Linked DNA regions of Homo sapiens: all the other regions are linked to region 6. Evidence: chromatin contacts called from ENCODE Hi-C or POLR2A ChIA-PET data. All regions are on one chromosome and are shown on one strand. The core of a region is the stretch at or near the end of the contact, and the rest is flanking DNA. Distances in the headings are between cores, read along the strand shown. Region 1 holds the start of SOX12 (SRY-box transcription factor 12). Region 2 holds the start of CSNK2A1 (casein kinase 2 alpha 1). Region 3 holds the start of TRIB3 (tribbles pseudokinase 3). Region 4 holds the start of RBCK1 (RANBP2-type and C3HC4-type zinc finger containing 1). Region 5 holds the start of TBC1D20 (TBC1 domain family member 20). Region 6 holds the start of PSMF1 (proteasome inhibitor subunit 1).

Evidence for each region. Hi-C counts contacts between places; a loop is a spot of excess contacts on that map. ChIA-PET counts read pairs that join two places held with the same protein, here RNA polymerase II (POLR2A). Pooled maps may share reads with other maps.
Region 1: a loop to region 6 is called in a map of gastrocnemius medialis, with 4 times the contacts of the local background. The contact joins the promoter of SOX12 here to the promoter of PSMF1 in region 6. A Hi-C loop is called at or near these places in 1 of 168 maps with a recorded cell type or tissue (gastrocnemius medialis), 1 of 37 single-sample maps with no recorded cell type and 10 of 50 pooled maps.
Region 2: a map of ascending aorta shows a loop between it and region 6 (10-fold over the local background). The contact joins the promoter of CSNK2A1 here to the promoter of PSMF1 in region 6. A Hi-C loop is called at or near these places in 9 of 168 maps with a recorded cell type or tissue (CD14-positive monocyte, CD4-positive, alpha-beta T cell, CD8-positive, alpha-beta T cell and 5 more), 17 of 37 single-sample maps with no recorded cell type and 24 of 50 pooled maps. POLR2A ChIA-PET finds 5 or more read pairs at or near these places in 2 of 52 experiments (MCF 10A and activated T-cell).
Region 3: a map of naive thymus-derived CD4-positive, alpha-beta T cell shows a loop between it and region 6 (30-fold over the local background). The contact joins the promoter of TRIB3 here to the promoter of PSMF1 in region 6. A Hi-C loop is called at or near these places in 1 of 168 maps with a recorded cell type or tissue (naive thymus-derived CD4-positive, alpha-beta T cell), 3 of 37 single-sample maps with no recorded cell type and 7 of 50 pooled maps.
Region 4: a loop to region 6 is called in a map of CD8-positive, alpha-beta T cell, with 25 times the contacts of the local background. The contact joins the promoter of RBCK1 here to the promoter of PSMF1 in region 6. A Hi-C loop is called at or near these places in 2 of 168 maps with a recorded cell type or tissue (both CD8-positive, alpha-beta T cell), 1 of 37 single-sample maps with no recorded cell type and 12 of 50 pooled maps.
Region 5: a map of CD4-positive, alpha-beta T cell shows a loop between it and region 6 (7-fold over the local background). The contact joins the promoter of TBC1D20 here to the promoter of PSMF1 in region 6. A Hi-C loop is called at or near these places in 1 of 168 maps with a recorded cell type or tissue (CD4-positive, alpha-beta T cell) and 7 of 50 pooled maps. POLR2A ChIA-PET finds 5 or more read pairs at or near these places in 1 of 52 experiments (activated T-cell).

Annotation. Positions count from the first base shown.
Region 1 is chr20:323,755-327,110 of GRCh38, forward strand. It overlaps SOX12 (SRY-box transcription factor 12), which reads left to right and starts at 1,798. Exons shown (of 1, transcript NM_006943.4): 1 at 1,798-3,356. The coding sequence starts at 2,171. The coding sequence ends at 3,118. It overlaps NRSN2-AS1 (NRSN2 antisense RNA 1), which reads right to left and starts at 1,498. Exons shown (of 3, transcript NR_109990.1): 1 at 1,388-1,498. RefSeq lists silencers at 668-927, 1,488-1,797, 1,908-2,287, 2,358-2,417, 2,438-2,927 and 1 more.
Region 2 is chr20:542,205-545,476 of GRCh38, forward strand. It overlaps CSNK2A1 (casein kinase 2 alpha 1), which reads right to left and starts at 1,586. Exons shown (of 14, transcript NM_177559.3): 1 at 1,468-1,586. RefSeq lists enhancers at 1-599, 1,293-1,986, 1,472-1,621, 1,642-1,721, 1,832-1,881 and 1 more and a silencer at 1,092-1,151.
Region 3 is chr20:379,374-382,755 of GRCh38, forward strand. It overlaps TRIB3 (tribbles pseudokinase 3), which reads left to right and starts at 1,387. Exons shown (of 4, transcript NM_021158.5): 1 at 1,387-1,796. RefSeq lists silencers at 1,671-1,830, 1,851-1,960, 2,231-2,820 and an enhancer at 2,506-3,382.
Region 4 is chr20:406,864-409,947 of GRCh38, forward strand. It overlaps RBCK1 (RANBP2-type and C3HC4-type zinc finger containing 1), which reads left to right and starts at 1,436. Exons shown (of 12, transcript NM_031229.4): 1 at 1,436-1,916; 2 at 3,018-3,084. The coding sequence starts at 1,895. RefSeq lists a silencer at 1,134-1,403 and enhancers at 1,381-2,023, 1,974-2,023, 2,024-2,664, 2,074-2,173, 2,234-2,333 and 1 more.
Region 5 is chr20:461,123-464,058 of GRCh38, forward strand. TBC1D20 (TBC1 domain family member 20) reads right to left here and starts at 1,411. Exons shown (of 8, transcript NM_144628.4): 1 at 1,214-1,411. The coding sequence starts at 1,283. RefSeq lists silencers at 794-942, 1,011-1,500, 1,781-1,850.
Region 6 is chr20:1,117,261-1,120,294 of GRCh38, forward strand. PSMF1 (proteasome inhibitor subunit 1) reads left to right here and starts at 1,342. Exons shown (of 7, transcript NM_006814.5): 1 at 1,342-1,642. The coding sequence starts at 1,514. It overlaps LOC105372493 (a long non-coding RNA gene), which reads right to left and starts at 1,188. Exons shown (of 2, transcript NR_136535.1): 1 at 1,124-1,188; 2 at 592-728. RefSeq lists enhancers at 1,093-1,735, 1,135-1,184, 1,195-1,244, 1,255-1,444, 1,485-1,614.

The DNA of each region.
Region 1 (3,356 bases), core at 548-3,047, 790 kb before region 6:
TTCTGACCTCAAATGATCCGCCCGCCTTGGCTTCCCAAAGTGCTGGGATTACAGGTGTGAGCCACCGCGTCCCGTCTATCATAAGTTTTATTGAACATTGCCTAGGTATCAGGATGTGTTTACATGCATTATCTCATTTAATCTGTAAAACCACCATGTGAGGGAGAAACTGAATTATCCCCATTTTCAGGATAAGGAAAAGGAGGGACTGGGAATGTGAACTCAGGAAGTGTGACTCCATCGGGTAGACTGCTCAGGCTGCAGATGTAAAGGTTTTACACGTAGGCTTTTCCAGATCTCAGCTTCTGAAAGGCGGAGGGACCGTTTGGACGGGAGCAGGGCCTCCTCTTCCAAGCACCCTGTGCCTTTAAGAGTCGCCCCCTCCCTCCAGGGATGCTCCAATTTCTTTCTCCCCACCACCCCCACCCCGCCCCCCGCGCCGCGGAGCCGCACCTCGGTCCTTCCTCCCCGCCCCACACCCTCAAGCTCGGCTCTTGGCCTTCGCTCGTCCAGAAGTGGGTGAGCTGTACCGCCAGAGGCGCATTCTCCTAGCCCCAAACCATGCCCGCTACGCCCCAGCGGAATGCCACCTTAAAGACCCTAATCCGGGCACCTCCCAGCTCCTGCTTCCCAAGGGCGAGGCCTCAGCGCCCCCTCCCATCGCCCATGCTCACGACGCCGTGAAGGTGACCTCCCCCAGGGGCGGCACACGCCCAGTGGTGCCCGAACTGGCTCACACGTGGTGAGCCGGGAGCGCGCGGCCCCTCCCCGCCACGCGCCTCGTGCCGGCCACCCGGCCACGCCCCCAGGACTGGCTCCGCCCCGTGCCCCTGCACGCTTCTCCAGGCTTGGGTGGGGCGACGCGCCCAAGTCGGGCACCGGGCAGGCTACGGGGTGGGGTAGGACCTGGGAATGGCGCACCCACGCATCCTCGAATGTCGCCTGCGGTTTGTGAAAAGCGGGAAGTCCGCCCAGCTCAGGACCTTTGGCTGGCAGGCGAGGTGCCCCGCGGCCCTTGGTGCTGAGCAGGGGAGAGACAGCTGGGACCGCGAGCCTGGGAATCGAATCCTAGTCTGCGTGTCCTCGGTGCTTCCTATTTGGAAACTGGGCATCATATTATCATATTCCCTTCTCCCTCCGGATTCTTATGGAGCTTCGAACGAGATTAAATATACATATATATGAGAAAGGGATTTGTTCACTAGGTCCAAAAGCATTTGCTGGTCCCATATGTGGTCGGACCCTGTGTGTAGTAGGCGGGGGGCAACATCTACGACAACCTGAGTTCGTCCCCTTAAGAAGCTTTCCTGAGTCTTGGGCCCCCCAAATTCTCTTCTGGGATGGTCCGAAAAGACGTCCCTGAAAGAGGAAAGGGCGGAAATCCTACCTGACGGCAGGTGTCTCGGAATGAGCTAAAATTTAAAAGGCAACGCGGGGCAGGGACAAGCGTCCAGCGTCAGATGGAAGCAGGCTCGCGTCCCCTACCCTTCCTCCAACCCCTAACCTAAGAAAAGAAACCGATCTCGCCGGTCTCCCCCAATCCTAGCCGCGAGACCGCCCAGCCCCGCAGCCCGAGCCCCGCCCCGCTCCGGCGGCCAGCGATTGGGAGATGCAAATACCGGCTTCTCTGCCCAGCAACGGGTGACGCGGCGCCCGAGCGCGAGGCGGGGCCCGGCCGCAGCCCAAGCGGGCACCTCGGTGTTTACACGGGGCGGCCCCGCGCGCGCCGCAGCGGCCCGCAGACGGCGAGGGGGAGGGGTGGTGCGCGCGCCGGCGGGGCCGCGCGGGGAGAAAGACACTGAAAGGCGTCGGCGGCCGGGCGGGGAGCGGCGCGCGCGGGCCGCGGCGGAGCCAGAGGCTGCAGGAAGAGCCCGCGGGGGCCCGGAGGGTGCGATTCCTCGGCCCCCGCAAAACAATGTGTGTTGTGAGCCAGGACGCAACTTGCCGGAGGCGGCGGGGGCGCGCCGAGCCCGCCTGAGACCGCGCTGACCTTCTCCCCCCGCCGTCCGTTGGGCCCGAGCGCCCAGCTCCTCGCTCCCCAGTTCGCGGGGGCCGGGCCGAGCCGCGGGGCGGGGCCGCCCCTCCGTCGCCGCTGCCTCCTCCCCCACCCCCAGCCGCGGAGGATGCGGACGGCCCCCGGCGGCGTCTAGCGGCCCCGGGCCCAGGCGCGATGGTGCAGCAGCGGGGCGCGAGGGCCAAGCGGGACGGCGGGCCGCCGCCCCCGGGACCCGGGCCGGCCGAGGAGGGGGCGCGCGAGCCCGGCTGGTGCAAGACCCCGAGCGGCCACATCAAGAGGCCGATGAACGCATTCATGGTGTGGTCGCAGCACGAACGGCGGAAGATCATGGACCAGTGGCCCGACATGCACAACGCCGAGATCTCCAAGCGCCTGGGCCGCCGCTGGCAGCTGCTGCAGGACTCGGAGAAGATCCCGTTCGTGCGGGAGGCGGAGCGGCTGCGGCTCAAGCACATGGCGGATTACCCGGACTACAAGTACCGGCCGCGCAAAAAGAGCAAGGGGGCGCCCGCCAAGGCGCGGCCCCGCCCCCCCGGTGGTAGCGGTGGCGGCAGCCGGCTCAAGCCCGGGCCGCAGCTGCCTGGCCGCGGGGGCCGCCGAGCAGCGGGAGGGCCTTTGGGGGGCGGGGCGGCGGCGCCCGAGGACGACGATGAAGACGACGACGAGGAGCTGCTGGAAGTGCGCCTGGTCGAGACCCCGGGGCGGGAGCTGTGGAGGATGGTCCCGGCGGGACGGGCCGCTCGGGGACAAGCGGAGCGCGCCCAAGGGCCGTCGGGCGAGGGGGCGGCCGCCGCCGCCGCCGCCTCCCCGACACCGTCGGAGGACGAGGAGCCGGAGGAAGAGGAGGAGGAGGCGGCAGCGGCTGAGGAAGGTGAAGAGGAGACGGTGGCGTCGGGGGAGGAGTCGCTGGGCTTTCTGTCCAGGCTGCCCCCTGGCCCGGCCGGCCTGGACTGCAGCGCCCTGGATCGCGACCCGGACCTGCAGCCTCCCTCGGGCACGTCGCACTTCGAGTTCCCGGACTACTGCACCCCCGAGGTTACCGAGATGATCGCGGGGGACTGGCGCCCGTCTAGCATCGCAGACCTGGTTTTCACCTACTGAGCCCACCGTCAGCGGGGCGCGCACGCCCCCAAACCAGCTGTTTACATACAGGAATCAGGTATTGGGGCCCCTCGGAGGCCGAGGCTGGCACCCCATCTCCCGCGCAGCCTGCCCCCTCCTGGACGTGCCCATCCCCCCTCAGATCCAGACATGCCCCTCCCCCGCAGACACACCCCAAGGCAGCCCAACCCCCACCCCTTCCCCGACACCCAAGCCCCTCCCCACGTCGCCCCCTCCT
Region 2 (3,272 bases), core at 336-2,835, 570 kb before region 6:
CACAAATTGTCTTATTTACTCTTCTCCGTAAACTCACAAGCTAGAAAATACCATCATCCCCCTTTTACAGACGGGAAAACTGAGGCTTAGAGAGTTTAGGTCACACAGCTAAGTAGCAATGGCCCTGATATTTGAGAACCTAGGCAGTCTGGTTTTTAACCACTGGGCCTACACTGCACTCCTCAGATGGAATGAAGTCTCCAATTCTTGGAAAAATCTTCCCTTCTTAGTTTTCTTTTTTCTTTTTGAGGCGGAGTCTCGCTCTGTCGCCCAGGCTGGAGTGCAGTGGCGGATCTCAGCTCACTGCCACCTCCGCCTCCCAGGTTCAAGCGATTCTCCTGCCTTAGCCTCCCGAGTAGCTGGGATTACAGGCGCGCGCCACCAAGCCCGGCTGATATTTGCATTTTTAGTACAGACGGGGTTTCACCGTGTTGGTCAGGCTGGTCTCGAACTCCTGACCTCGTGATCCACCCGCCTCGGCCTCCCAGAGTGCTGGGATTACAGGCGTGAGCCACACGCCCGGCCTCTCTTCTTAGTTTTCATTTCCTCTCCCCATGTCCCATTCTCGTAGAATTAAACAGCTGAAAAGTAATCAAGTCTTCCCAAATAATTTGCCACCTTCTTTTCAAAACTCTTTCCTCCACACAAAGCAATAGCCAAGATGCAACTTCTCCTGACCCTGACTCTGCTTCCCCAAAACAAACTACAGAAGCTCCACCCATCACCTGCTTAATCTAGCAATGTTCCAACACTGCAAAAAACACACAACGAAAAACAAAATTGAAAAGTCCTACTCTTTCAAAAGGTCACCAACATATGTATACCCTTAGCCAAGCTTTCTCTCCATACCTCTTTTTCTATCCAGGCTCCTAACTAGTCCTTAACTCCAACTCCAGACGTTCTGCCCCACGTCTTGGTCCCTTCCCCCTTTCGCCCCAGCAACCCCGCCTGGGGTTCTCTCCACCTCGCACCCACTCTGCAGGTGGGAAGCTCAGCCCCGCCCAGAGGGACCCTAAGAAGGCCCCTACTCCAGCTGCCCAGTTTCGCGGGAGGGTTCACTGCACACTACCCAGCAGGCACCACTCCCTCCGCACCCTCCCCCAGCACCCCCCTGCGGCCCCACCCCTCAAGTTCCCTTCCCCCTCTGACGACCCCCTCCTCCAAGTTGTCCCCTAGTCCCCACCCAGTTCAGTCCTCTCCTCTGCAATAAGCTGGACTCCGGCAGCCGGTTCCCACCCTCACATCGGCCTCTGCCCCCAAACCTCGCCCTCCGCCCTGAGGGGTGGCCCCTGGGCCTCCCCGATGGGCTGCAGGGGCCTCGCTTGGTTTATGTGTGAAGGTGGGGGCAGGGGAAGGCGACGGGCCGCTCAGGAGTCTGCTGGAAGCGTGAGGGTCGGCCGCGCTCCGCTGCCCTATCCTGGGCCCACCCCACCCGCCAACGACCTCGCCTGGCTGCTCCCTAGGTACCTGTGGTGGAAGCGGCAGCGGCGGCGGCCGCTCTCCCCTCTGCTCACACAGACAATATGGCGGCGATGGAGGAGGAGACACACGGCTCGGCCGCCAGCCGCAGGGACCAGAGCGAGGCTGCAGCCGCTGCTGCCGGAAGCGGAAACCCCCTCCTACCAGGAGGCGGGGCGAGACAGCTTCCGACTCCGCCCCCAGAGGAATCTCTCTGAATGCGGCCATGCTGGGATGTCCTATTGTAACCTTAGGGATTCAGTTCTGGCCTAGGGTGCAAAATGGAAGGAATCCCCAACGCAAAGCAGAATAAGGAGACTTGCAATAGTTAAGCGCATTTTATTTCAATAGTGTTAACAAGTGACAACAGAGAGAACACGAACCTCCCATTAGGTGAACAGTTGGTTTGACCCAAGTTAAGATGGCGGTACCCAGGTTTCCCACACTTCACCCAGCTGGCCCCCCTTTCTTGAAAAGAACCATGCGCGACCTGCAGAGCTGTAGAGCCAAGCATTCTGGGAGCTGAAGTCTCTTTTGCTCTGACCCCTCGTTTTAAATTAGGGTTTCAGCAACACTTTCTATTCAAACTTGGAGTTCGGAAGAAGTGAATGAAAGTTGGACCCTAGGAAGGGCATGGCGCAGGAGTCTGAGAAGTGAGGATACTAGCTCTCAAGAGACCAAGGCCCAATTCCTTCCTCCTACAGGAGTCCTGCCAAGAGCTGTGCGTCCAAAATACAGTGTTTTTTTTTCCTTCTATCTGCCTCCCACCCCTGCTCTCCTTGCCCGAGCTACCTCCCCAAAACAGCCACAAAGCACTTTCTACCATGCAGAGCTCATCATGGTCTCCCTATGGTCAAAAATCTCCCATGGACCTCTTTATGCACCAAAGATAGCCCAAACTCTTCACTTGACATTCAGAGTCCTCCATAATTTGGCCAAACCCTCCTTTCCAGCCTCCTATTCTGCCACTCTCTTCTCAAATTCCGGAAGATTCCACCCACAAGACTGCAAACAATTCCTGGAACTTAGCTGTGTTGCCTCCCTCCCTTTACACTGGCAGTTACTTCTCTTACTGTCACCTCATGGACTGGATAATTTCTGTATGCCGATTGAACTAATTCAGGGATCCTTTCCTCTAGGGGTCTCCTCTCTGTTTAACTCCCTCCAACCCAGACACTATCAGTCAGTAACCTGAGGACCTCAGTCTGTCTCCTCCATCAGACTGGGAGCCCCCAGTGGACAGGGCTCCATCTGATGATCAACCTCTCCTTTGCAGGCCCTGATAAAAGCTGAAGCGTCTAAGAGTTGCTGAAAGGAGTTCAAGTATTAGTCTCACCTCTGGTGGGACAGAGGTGTGAGCACTGGAACGAGGGTGAGGAGGCCAGGTTCTTTCAGTACCAACCATTATCCCTAACTGTCTCAGAATAGCTGGTTGTCTCAGGAATGGGCCTCTCCACCCTCCACAGCCCTGCCTTCACAGTTTGTCAGCTGACTAGCACCTCTGCTCCCAAAGAGGCACCTCTTCCCCATGTGGGGTTAGGGCTGGTGGTGGCTGCAGACTTATAGTGATGGCCTCAGGGAGGTGGCTGTGGCCTTCTCTGGACCTCATCTGCTAGACAGCTTGTGACATCTGATCCCAATTGCCTGGGAACCCACAACAGTTTTTCTCTCAGTGTCCTGTAACTGGGCCTCAATTTCCCCACTTGTGGACTGAGGAGGTTATACAAGATAATCCCAAAGTTTCTGGGAAGCCATCTTCCAGGAAATGATACCCTTCTACCTACCTCTCGAACGTATCTTTTTGGCTCTTGTGG
Region 3 (3,382 bases), core at 137-2,636, 740 kb before region 6:
AGGTGCTGGACCCAGGCCGGGCGCGGTGGCTCATGCCTGTAATCTCAGCACTTTGGGAGGCCGAGGCAGGTGGATTATCTGAGGTCAGGAGTTCGAGACCAGCCTGACCAACATGGAGAAACCCTGTCTCTACTAAAAATACAAAATTAGCCAGGCATAGTAGCGCATGCCTGTAATCCCAGCTACTTGGGAGGCTGAGGCAGGAGAATCGCTTGAACCCGGGAGGTGGAGGTTGCAGTGAGCCGAGATCGTGCCATCGCACTCAATCCTGGGCAACGAGTGAAACTCTGCCTCAAAAAAAGAAAAAAAAAGAAAGGTGCTGGACGCCTAGGACGCAGAGGGGTGTTTCACCCCAAATCAAGTAGCACCAAGCCCTCCCAGGCCTTGGGTGCAAGCATATTAAAGGCCTCTTTCCCTCTCTGTCTCCATTGTTTACACTCCACTGAGCATCCGCAATGTGCCACACACTGTTCTAAGCGTCTTACACATATTAAATTATTTAATCCTCACAACAACTTTATGAAGTGAGCGCAATTATGAGCCCATTTTATGGAGCAGGAAGTTGAGGCAGGGTTTTAGGTAGCTTTTCTGGGGTAGCACTGTGGGTTGGAGCGGAGGTGGAGTGCACTCTTAGGCCAGCTGGCTCTAGGGGCTCTTCACCACTAGGCCGCACTGCCTCTAGCAAAGGGACGCGGGGAAGCTCAGCAGACCTTAGGCCTCCCAAGGGCGCCACGGTGGTTCCTTTGAGCCCAGAGTCAGCTCTTAAGTCCATAGGCCTTCCTGAAGCTTCTGAACCACTTGCCCATAGCTGGGCCTCAGGCTGGCTCTCAGTAGAATGTGGAGAATGGAGATTCCCGCATGTCCACTTCTCCTAAAGGTTTTATAAGGCAGTGCTGGGAATGTGCTTTATAAAAAAGGGGAAGCACCCCGACAACAGTCACTGTTTGCTCTTTTAAGCACCATCCTGAGAAGGAGGAATGTTCTTCCCATTTCATAGGTGGGGAAACCGAGGCTCAGAAGAGCAAATTTTTGGCCGGGCGCGGTGGCTCACGCCTGTAATCCCAGCACTTTGGGAGGCCGAGGCGGGTGGATCACGAGGTCAGGAGATCGAGACCATCCTGGCTAACAAGGTGAAACCCCGTCTCTACTAAAAATACAAAAAATTAGCCGGGCGTGGTGCGGGCGCCTGTAGTCCCAGCTACTCGGGAGGCTGAGGCAGGAGAATGGCGTGAACCCGGGAGGCGGAGCTTGCAGTGAGCCGAGATCGCGCCACCGCCCTCCAGCCTGGGCGACAGAGCAAGACTCTGTCTCAAAAAAAAAAAAAAAAAGAGCAAATTTTTTTTCCAAGGTGATAGGGAGAGTCCGTGGCTGATGTCTGCACTGACCAGACGCCCCTAGGGGGCCAGCGAGGGCGGGTCCCAGGTGCAGCGGATGCAGAGGAGAGAGGCCCGGGCGCGGCGCGGGGGATGGTGCGATCCCGGGCCCGAGGGCATCAGACGGCGGCTGATTAGCTCCGGTTTGCATCACCCGGACCGGGGGATTAGCTCCGGTTTGCATCACCCGGACCGGGGGATTAGCTCCGGTTTGCATCACCCGGACCGGGGGCCGGGCGCGCACGAGACTCGCAGCGGAAGTGGAGGCGGCTCCGCGCGCGTCCGCTGCTAGGACCCGGGCAGGGCTGGAGCTGGGCTGGGATCCCGAGCTCGGCAGCAGCGCAGCGGGCCGGCCCACCTGCTGGTGCCCTGGAGGCTCTGAGCCCCGGCGGCGCCCGGGCCCACGCGGAACGACGGGGCGAGGTACTCGGCGGGGTGCGGCCTGCGGACTCGCCCGGAGGCCGGGGGGCGGGAGGGGGCGGCCGGGGAAGGGGGCGCCGGAAGCCTCTGGGCGTCTGCGTGTTGCCGCGTGTTACACGCACGCACGCCCCTTACACACCTTTTCACAGACCCCGCCGTCGGGGCGCGGCCAGGTCAGATCCCTTTTGATCCGGGCCTGGGCTGAGTGCTCCCCCCGGGCTTCAGGTGACGCGGCCCCGCGGAGCGTGGGGTCGCCCGAGTTGGGCTGGGGAAGCCAGGGACGGAGGTGTCCGGCCGTCACCCCTAGAGGAGGGCGTGCGGGGGTCTGTTTTGCGTGAGTGCGGGATAGGGGAGTCGTGTGGTGCGGTGAGGGGCTTGTGGGGGGCACTGGAGGACTCTGGGGGTGGCGGGGGATCCGAGGGGGTCCTCGTGAACCCGCAGGGGAGAGTCCTGGGTGAGGGTGGGTCCCGAGCACCTGTGTCTCAGGAGATGGTGAGAGCTGTCTGGAGGGCTGGGCACTTGGTGGCAGGGGTTGGCGGTGCAGGGGACACCGCCGGGACAGGGCTGGGGTGCCCTGGAGCGGGGGAGCCGAGGGAGTGGGAGCGGGGGCGCAGCGCGCGATCTCTGGCCCGGCAGGGCCGCTGGTTCTCCCCAGTGCGCGGCTCCGGGTTTGCAGGTGGACGGTGCGCGCGTGTCTGCGGTGTGTGCTGTGCCTGCAGACCGGGGAGGGCGGGGGACGACAGCCACCTCCTTCCCTCTGCCTCACCCCCCTCCTGTCCCAGGGCCGCGCTTCAATTTCCGCTGAAACTTCTGACTCGGACACCCGCCGCCTTTCGCTTGGGCTCCCACGGGAGGGGCCTGGCTGCGGGGGGCGGGGCGGGGTGGGGGTGCGGCCTTGCTCGGGTAGACCATGGGTGTGACAGCTGGGAGGGCTGTGTGTGTGTGTGTGTGTGTGTGTGTGCGTGCGCGCGCGCGCTTGCGCTTGATGTAACCCGCCCTCATTTCCCTGGGTCCCGAGTGTGGCAGGGAACAGCAAGAGGTAGATATTAGGGGCTGCTTTCATTCCACATCACAGATTCTATTCTGCAGTGTGGTCTGCAAAATGCCTTGCCCAAGATGTATAGACTCAGTTACCGCATCTGTCCCCATCTGGGTGGAGCTTATCCCAGGCCCCAACAGGCTCTGAGGGATGGCCGGGGCCAAGGCAGCCTGGACTACTGATGTGGCACAGGCCAGAGGGACTCCAGGCAGTCTCCTGCTGCACAGGGCACAAAGCATGTGCACAGCCAGGTATCATCCTGCGTGACTCAGAACAGCCTTGAGATGTAAGGAGTGTCATCCCAGCCTCGAACCTGGGGAGCTTTCTAAGACTCCCAAGGATGGTACTTATGCATCTTGCTGTGAAGAATAACAGGATGAGTGCTAATAATGACCATTTCCTGACACCTACCTGGCAACAGGTCCATAAGCTCTACATGCTTCATTTGTGTTTTCATTTCATCATCACGAAAAACCTGTAAGCTTTGCATCCTGTTCCCACTTTACAGGAACTGAGGCTCAGAAAGCTTGAGGAACTTGACCAGGGGTAC
Region 4 (3,084 bases), core at 186-2,685, 710 kb before region 6:
CCATTATGTGTTTGGAACTGTTCTAGACACCAGGAACACAGCAGTGAGCAAAACAAACCAAAGTCCCTGCCCTCTAGGAGAGGAAAACAGACCCAGAATAACATAAATAAGTAAAACATGCTCCGTTAGACAGTAATAGATGCTGAGAAGAAAAAATGAAGCCAGGAAAGCGGATGTGAAATGCTGGATACGTGTGTCTGTGAAATTTCAGATGGAGTAACTAGGGAAGATTTTTGGGTAAAGACCAAAATAAAGGGAAGGAGGGAGCCATGCAGACGTTTGGGTTATGGCAGGTGCAAAGGCCTTAGGGCGGGAGTGTGTCTGACTTACTCCAGGACCCAGCAGGTCAATGGGACTTGAGTGGAATGAGGCAGGGGCAGGGCAGTCAGCTACGAAGACAGAGATCGGGAGGCAATTTGCGAGCCCTGGGACAGATCTCGGATTTTGCTTTAAGTGAGATGGGAGTACTTGGGTCGGGGAGTGGCATGGGTTTGATTTACATTTTAACAGGACTCTCCGGCAGCTAGGTGGAAATGGACGGTAGGGGGCAAAAAGAGAAGCAAGGAGGCCCAGGAGGAGGCTGGTTCAAGACCCCTGAGATGATGGAGCACTGATGGAGCTGGAGCGGGATGGGGCCGGAGGAGGTGAGGGATGAGATTCTGCAAGTGGAGCCCGCAGGATCTGCTGATCGATGGGACGAGGAACGGGAGAAAAATTAAAGCGGCGCATGAGGCAGACGAATGCAAACTTCACCAATAGCTCAACGAAAAGACAGACGGTGACCGCTGAGAGGCAGCGTCGGATCTGGGTAAGGGCGGGTTCCTGAGCCTGCCAGGCCTGGATTCAAACCTCGGCTGAGTGGCCTTGGACAGGTCATCAACAAACAGAGCCTTCGTTTATTCATGTGCAAACGGGGCCAAGGACCGGGCCTGCCCCGAGGTATGCCTGAGGCTTGGGTGAGCAGGCGCCGGGCTCGCAGGGCGCGCTCCTAACCCGTCCCCAGCGGCTCGACGCTGTGGATCCCGCCGCCCTCCAGCCCCGGCTCCGGCGCCGACTCCTGCTCAGGCTCCTGCTCCTGCCCCCGGCCCCGCCCCCGGCCCCGGCCCCGGCCCCCGGCCCACCCCGGCCCCGCCCCCAGCCCCCGGCCCCCCCGGCCCCGCCCCCGGCCCCGCCCCGGCCCCGCCCACCCCGCCTGCGGCCCAGCTCCTTCCCGCGGCTCTGCGATGCGGCCCGCAGGGTGACCCGGGCGGGAGTCCGGGGACCCGCGATCAGCCCCGGAGGACGGGGTGGGGTCGCCCCAAACAGGAGCGCCGGGACCGCTGGGACCCCGCACTCGGCGTCCGCCGCCGCCGGGTAGCCGGGCAGTGGAGGTCCCGGATGAGGCGACAATTTTTCCGGCCCCCCCTCCCAGTCCCGCCCCACTTCCGGGGCCGCCACTTTCACTTTCTCTTCCGCCGAAGCCGCTCCCCTTGCGAAGAACTGGGGCCTCCCGGGAGGAGAGAGGGCTTTGCCTTGAAACCCGGGACGCCAGGGGCGCTCCCGCAAGTGGGGGTCCTCCGGGACTTGGAACGCCCCGGCTGGGTGGTGTCCGGGCGTCCTTTCCCCGCTTCTTCCCACCTCGGCTGGTCCCGTTTCCTCCTGCGCCCAGTGCGGACCTGTCTCGGCGCCCGCTGCCCTCTCACCGCCCCACGCAGGATCCCGGCCTGGTCACCGGGCAGTGTGATGCTTCCCGACTGCCGCGGGGACAGCGAGGCACACACAGGGCTTGGGCCGCGCCGGAGGCCACACGGCCTGGCTGAGTTGCTCCTGGTCTCCCGCCTCTCCCAGGCGACCCGGAGGTAGCATTTCCCAGGAGGCACGGTCCCCCCCAGGGGGATGGGCACAGCCACGCCAGATGGACGAGAAGACCAAGAAAGGTGGGCACAGGCTGGAGGTGGCTGGGGAACTTCCGGTGGGAAGTGGGCCCCGCAGGACCTGGCCTTGCCCCTGGCCAGAAGGGCCTTGGAGAGGGGGCTTTAGCCTGCCCTCCCTCTACCCTCCTCCCCATCAGTTTCCTCCTTTGGTACCTGCTGGCTTCCAGAGCCATCTTGGGGCCCTGAGAACTCCTTGGGCTGGCTCTGTGCTGAGATGGGGCTAGGGGACTCGCAGAGGACACAGGGCATTGAACTTGGAGACCTCCTGGGCTGGTGGGAGACAGACGTCAGTTGACCTGAGAAGCAGGGGTACTTGCCTCTTCTCTTGTCCCCTGCACCTAGGGTTGTAGAACGGAAGTCAGTCACTGCCTTGCTGGAAACCCTCCCATGCCCCTCTGTGTTCTCCAAACAAAACCCAGAGGCCCTGGGTGGCCCACAGGATATCTGTCCTCAGTCACCCCGCCATGCTCACTCTACTGGAGCCCCACTGGCTTCCTTCGGTTCTCATCCAACCATTTTTTGGCCAAGGCCCTTACTCTTCCTTCCACCTGGACCACTCTTCCCCACTGGAGCTTGACACGTGCAGCTTCTCCTCCTTCAGGTCTTAGCTTCAGTGTTACCCCCTCCCAGAGGCCTCCCCTGGTCTCCTTAACCTGTTTATTTCCCTGCCAGCAAGGATCGCAATCTGACTTTTTTTTTTTTTCTTGTTAAACTTGTTCATTGTCTCCCCACTGGGCAGGGAGATCCATAAGGAGAGGGGCCCTGTTTATAAATCTCTGTGGGATTCCAGTTCCTGGGACAGTGGGTGGCACACAGTAGAAGCTCAATAACTGCTTGTTGGATAAATGAATAGAAATATGAGGGACCCTGGGAATGGGAAGGACAAACAACCAAATGAGCCTAGTGTGAGGAGGAGTGGGGAATATTAGAGAACCCCTCCCGGAGAAAGGGACTTTTAGTCTGGGTGCTGAAGGATACGTAGGAGTTCACCAGGAAGACAGAGAAAGCAGCACACACAAAGGATCGCCTCCTTTCCTACCCCATTACTCTCAGCTCCTGAAAATAAACCCTGTGCTAACTGGCTCCTGCTGTACTGGCTTTCAGCAGAGGAAATGGCCCTGAGCCTCACCCGAGCAGTGGCGGGCGGGGATGAACAGGTGGCAATGAAGTG
Region 5 (2,936 bases), core at 161-2,660, 660 kb before region 6:
CGTGTTTGGCTCTGTTACGGGCACCATCCATCAGAGGACTGGAAATAGGGAAAGTCACCTTAGTCTTCCTCAAGGAAAAAAGATTATTTAACTTGGTTCACGGTGTACATTCATAATTTTAACTGTCATGTATTTATTGAATGAAAAACATTTGAGAACATCATGTGCAACAAAAACATGATTTCACAGAAATTGTCCAAACTAAAAGAGTATAAAAATAGAAGCGCTTTTTATACAATTATTTACTTATTATTATTATTGAGATAGGGTCTCCATCTGTCACCCAGGCCGGAGTGCAGTGGCGCAATCATAGAGTAGCCTCTAAGTCCTGGGCTCAAGCGATCCTCCTGCCTCAGCCTCCAGAGTCGTTGGGATCACAGGCTCGAGCCTCCACACCCGACTAACTTTTAAAAACTTTTTGTAGAGATGAGGCCTCGCTGTGTTTCCCAGCCTGATCTCGAAATCCTGGCCTCAATCGATCCTCCAACCATGGCCTCCCAAAGCGCTGGGATTACAGGCGCGAGCCATGGTGCCCGGCCGCTTTTACACAATTGAATAACATTAAAATAGGTGGCAGAAGACAGACAGAAAGTCGATTCGTGGTTGCCAGGCGTCGTGAATACCGGGGAACGCGGAGTGCCTATTAATGGGTAAGGGTTTCGTTTTGGAATCAGACAGCGGCGATGGCTGCACAACTTTGTGAATTTTCTAAGAATCACTGAACTGTGCACCTTAAAGGAAGAACTGTGTGGTAATTACATCGGCGGTACGCGGGCAGCGCGTCAATCAAGCCGGCGACGGTGAATGCAGTTCGGGAGAGCTGATACCCCTCGGGGAGGCGGCTCCGGGAGCCTGCGGACGTGGCGGACGCCTGGGACGGGGTGGGCCTGGCCTCCGCGCTCGAGGAGTCCCAGTCCTCTCCAGATGGAAGAAAGCCGGGGCGCGAAGCCGCCGCCCGCTCTTCTGCCTGGGGACGCGACTCTGCCGCCAGGCTCCCTCGGGTCAGCTCGGCACCCGCCCGAGCCCCCCCAGTTCCAGGCCCTCTCCTCATCAGACGTGCCCTGGGCCCTCAGCCTGTTCCTCTCGCCGCCCGGAACCCCGCAGCAGCCCCGGGTCCCCAGCCCGCGCCCCTCCGGCGCCGCCTCCGCCAGCTGCCCCTGCCCCCCGGGCCGCCCTCGCAGGCCGCTCCCGGCGCCCCGGTCGGCTTCCGTACCTGCCTTCTCCGCGCCGCCGTCCCAGTGGCCGGAGGTGGGGCCGTCGCCCTGCGCACTCCGGAGGGCCATGCCCCGGGGCCCCGGGCCCCCACCCGAGCCCCGGCTGGTGGCGGAGCCGGGAGAAGACGCGGCTCCGACCGCGGGACGTAGCACCCGCTCGGCATCGGCAGGCTCCCCTCCGTCGGCCAGCGGCGCGCAGGCGCGCAGGCGCCCCGCTGGCCCCGCCCCGCGCCGGCACGTGACCCTGCGCTACGCCCGGCCGGCGGCGGGGGAGGCTGCGGAAAGAGCGCGGTGAGCGCTCTGAGGAGTTGGCTTCGTCTGCGCTGTAGACTCTACGGTGTAGAGTGTGGCGCTCTTGAGCGAGTGTGCTCGAGACCAGCTGTCGTTTCCTTTGCTTCTTTCATCTGTAAAATAGTATTGATGATAATAAAAATATTGAACTCACAAGGTTATTGAGAGTGTTTAGAACATCACCAAGCATATAGTAAATACTCCACAATTATGACCAATTTTTGCTTACCAAGGATTATTTTTTTACCTCCTGTCTCGTCTCCCCACACGAACTCCTGTCATCAGTTCTTGGGTACTTGGGGATCTAGCAGGTTCATGTCATACGGGTCCGCAGGTTATGCACTGCACAAGGCCTGGGAGCGCCATTTACGTAGACGTTCACGTGAACCGTGCCCCCTTAAGTTGTGCGAAATAGTGGCCACTCATCTAAAGCAGCGCTCTGGCTTATCAGGTCTGATTTCCTTCTCGTCTTCAGTGATATTCCTTTCTTTCCAATTAGACATCCATTCCCTTGGTTATATCCCTGATATTGTGATTGTGGCCTCCCGAATTTCTAGTGCTAGGTCTTCATGCTGAAGTTCCCATAATTCCAGTTGCTTGATGACTCTCTTCCACCTCCCACCCCCAACCACAACAGTTCTTTATTATCCTGAGACCTCCAGCCCATGAAACTCCTGACCTCGTGATCCGCCCGCCTCAGCCTCTCAAAGTGCTGGGATTACAGGCGTGAGCCACCGCGCACAGCCAAGTTTTACAGTTCTATTCATAAATCTAGTAAATTATATCAGTTATTTGGTCCCATTAATAAACTAAGCTAATTAAAATCCTTTGAACATTTGAAACTGCATTTATAAATTCAATTCGTTTTTCTAAGTATCACAGGTTTCTAACAAAGCCTTTCAAGTCCTTGTGTAATTCTTGTAAATGTAATACATTTATAAGAATACTGAGTCATGAGTGCTTTCAAATGTGTCAATACAAACGAGATTTCATCTTAAAATCAAAAGTCTAAATCTATTCAAATACATATTTGTAATTAGTACAAGAATAATCTGTTAGAATTCTCAAAATTATCTTTTTTTTTTTTTTGAGACAGAGTCTCACTCTATCACCCAGACTGGAGTGCAATAGCGATCATAGCTCACTGCAGCCTCAAGCTCCTGGGCTCAAGCTAGCCTCCTGTTGCAGCCTCCCGAGTAGCTGAGACTGTAGGTACACACTACCATGCCTGGCTAGTTTTTTTAGTTTTTATAGAGGGGGTGGGGAATCTCCCTATGTTGCCCAGGCCGGTCTCAAACTGCCTTCGCCTCCCAAAGCTCTGGGATTACAGGCGTGAATCACAGTGCCAAGCTCTTGAAATTATCTTGAACATTATAGGAATTTAAAGTATCACATTTACACAGATGCCTTAATGCAAAATTATTAATACTA
Region 6 (3,034 bases), core at 92-2,591:
CAGACCATGGGGAGGACTTTACTTTTCCATTGAGTGTGACGATTTTGAGCCAACGGATGTGATCTGACTTTTCTTTTTTTTTTTTTTTCTTTTTTGAGACAGAAGATCGCTCTGTTGCCCAGGCTGAAGTGCAATGGTGCGATCTTGGCTCACTGCAACCTCCACCTCCACCTCCCGGGTTCGATTGATTCTCATGCCTCAGCCTCCCGAGTACCTGGGACTAAAGGCGTGCGCCACCACACCCAGCTAATTTTTGTATTTTTAGTAGAGACAGGGTTTCACCATGTTGGCCAGGCTGGTCTCAAACTCCTGACCTCAAGTGATCCGCCTGCCTCGGCCTCACAAAGTGCTGGGATTACAGGCATGAGCCGCCACACCTGGCCGATCTGACTTGTTTTCTAACAGAATCTCTCTGGTTGCGGAGTGCAGTACAGACTAGAGAGAGACAGGAATGGAATGGGGCAGTTCTGAGGCTGATGCCAGGCATCCAAGTGAAAGATGACAGGAGCTTGAACCAGGTTAGTGACTGGGATGGGGAAACTAAATTTATTTGGGTAAAAACAATAAGTGGATTTCATGAAACTTGTTGAAGTAACGGGTGGTAAAAATCATAAAGGGGGTAGGCAAATAAATGATTGAAATTTGATAGTGGGTCAGGAGCTTCAGCTCTGCGGGCAGCAGTTGTGTCTCCTTGGAGAAGTGGTTTCAACTCTGAGCCGTTTTGTCATCTGCAAAATGGGGATAATAACGGTCCATACTTCATAGAGTTGTTGAGAGGGTGATGTAAAGGTTTTAGCGCACGATGTAGCACACAATAAACACTTAATAAATGTTATCTTAGAAGCCAGACTGCCAGGTTCCCATAACCATTTCAGCCGTTCACCGGCTGGCTGTTGTCATCTTGGTCAAATTATCCCTCTGCGCCTCAGTTTCCTCATCTGTGCAATGAGGCACATTAATCGTTAATATCAACTGCATAGAGTTGGGTTGTGAAGATTAAATAAATGAATACAAGTAAAGCGTTTAGAATAATGTGGACGGTAGCAAGCACGGCGAACGTGTTAACGATTATTAAGAATGTATTTTAGCCACATTTCCCAGCCCCTTCCCCGGCCTAGCATACCCCATTTTGTGGATGGGAAGTCTGCCTCTCAGCAAGGTGGCCTCTTGGAGGACGCTGTGCCCGCGTCAGGCGATCCTGTCGACTGCCGCCAAGACCCGGCTTCCGGCTTTGAGGGGCCACGCCCCGCTCGCACTCCCTGGCGGAACCTTTCAGTGCTGCGCTCGCGTTGCCAACCCGGCGCGCCTCACGCAGTTGCGCCCGCTGTTGGGACTACTTCCGGCTTCCCCGCCCCGCCCCGTCCCCGGGCGTCTCCATTTTGGTCTCAGGTGTGGACTCGGCAAGAACCAGCGCAAGAGGGAAGCAGAGTTATAGCTACCCCGGCCGCGGAGCCGGCTCACTGCACTACCCCCGCCCCCTTCTTTCCTCCAGACGCCGAAGTCGCGGGCGCTCATGGCGGGCCTGGAGGTACTGTTCGCATCGGCAGCGCCGGCCATCACCTGCAGGCAGGACGCGCTCGTCTGCTTCTTGCATTGGGAAGTGGTGACACACGGTTACTTCGGCTTGGGTGTCGGTGACCAGGTACGCCACGGAGCCGGCCAGGGTGGAGGAGGGAACTGTCTTCTGCCCAAACTCAGAGTACCGGAGGCCTGGTCCAGAGCGCCCGATTTCCCCGCTTCTCCCAGTGCAGGGTCTGGGGCAGATGGCAGCGTTGGTAAAACCTGCGGGTCGGAGGTTGCTCACCTGCCCCATCCCAGCCCAGAGTCCCTCACGGCACAGCTGGCACAACATGATTTGTAAACTCAAGGGCGGACACTCGCTTCAACACAGCCTGGCAGCCTCTCAGGCCAGGACTGTGTGGATCTAGCATTCCATAGAATGGCAAAGAATCTAGACAGGAGTTTAGCTCCCCAGAGCACTTCTCACCCACCTGATCCCGTCTGAACTCCTTACCACCCAGCCTCGGGGTGAGGGGACTGACTCAGTTCCGCCCTCATACCACAGTAGAGCCTCCACCAAACATCTGGATCCAAGCACAGGTACAGGAGTGAGCTTTGACCTACTCAGCCCCAGGCCAGGGCCCTTTTTTCACCCGTTAGCATGGGCCCAGAGAGTTCACACGCCTTTCACCCTTTACTGAAGGGCCCAGCATAGTCCACTCGCTACTGCCATCCCCAACTCAAGCTCTAGGAAGCAATCACCCCCAGAGTCGTACACACATACACCCTGGGTGTGAGGGTCATATAAGATTTTCTCCTCATAGTTGTCCCCATAGGGCCAGCCCCTCTTCTCCCATCCCCAGGCTCCACCTCTTACAGCTAGGGACGTCGTTGTCATCCCCACAGAGTTCTAGGACTGCTGGACCCAACCCACCTCACTAATTCTTTGCTCTGGCATTCTTCTTTCTTTCCTGTCTCTTCCCTGTGACCCTCATCCCCAACATCCACATCATCCTAGACATCTGCTTCCTGGGAGAAGTGGGCCTGCCTCCATGCCTGCCCCTCACTGTCACTGTTCTCTCACTCTCAGAACCAAGACTAGCCATGGGAAACAGACCACCCCACCTATTGCATCTTGCCATGAGATTTCACCCTTCCTCTCCTTTTTGACTGCTTCAGTTCTCAACTCCTCTAATCATTTTTTTTAGCTTCTCAAATAGAGTCTTAATTCTCCCCTCCTGACATAGCTTTAGGGACCTCTCTTCAAACTTGCTTTGTACATTCTGAGCACTTAGACAAGTATCCCCTTTCCCCCACCCCTCACTGCTGTCCCTATTCCTCTCTGTCTCTTAGAACTAAAGACCAAGACCACCATACCCCTCTCACACTTTACCCCCTCCAGCAGGAATCAGAACACAAGAACCGTCAGGGATTTCTGGCTCTTTTTTTCCCCAGACCTCAATTATCTCACTGGGACCCCAGGTACACACTCAGGATCCCCATTCCCACCTCCAAACTCACACATACTTCATCT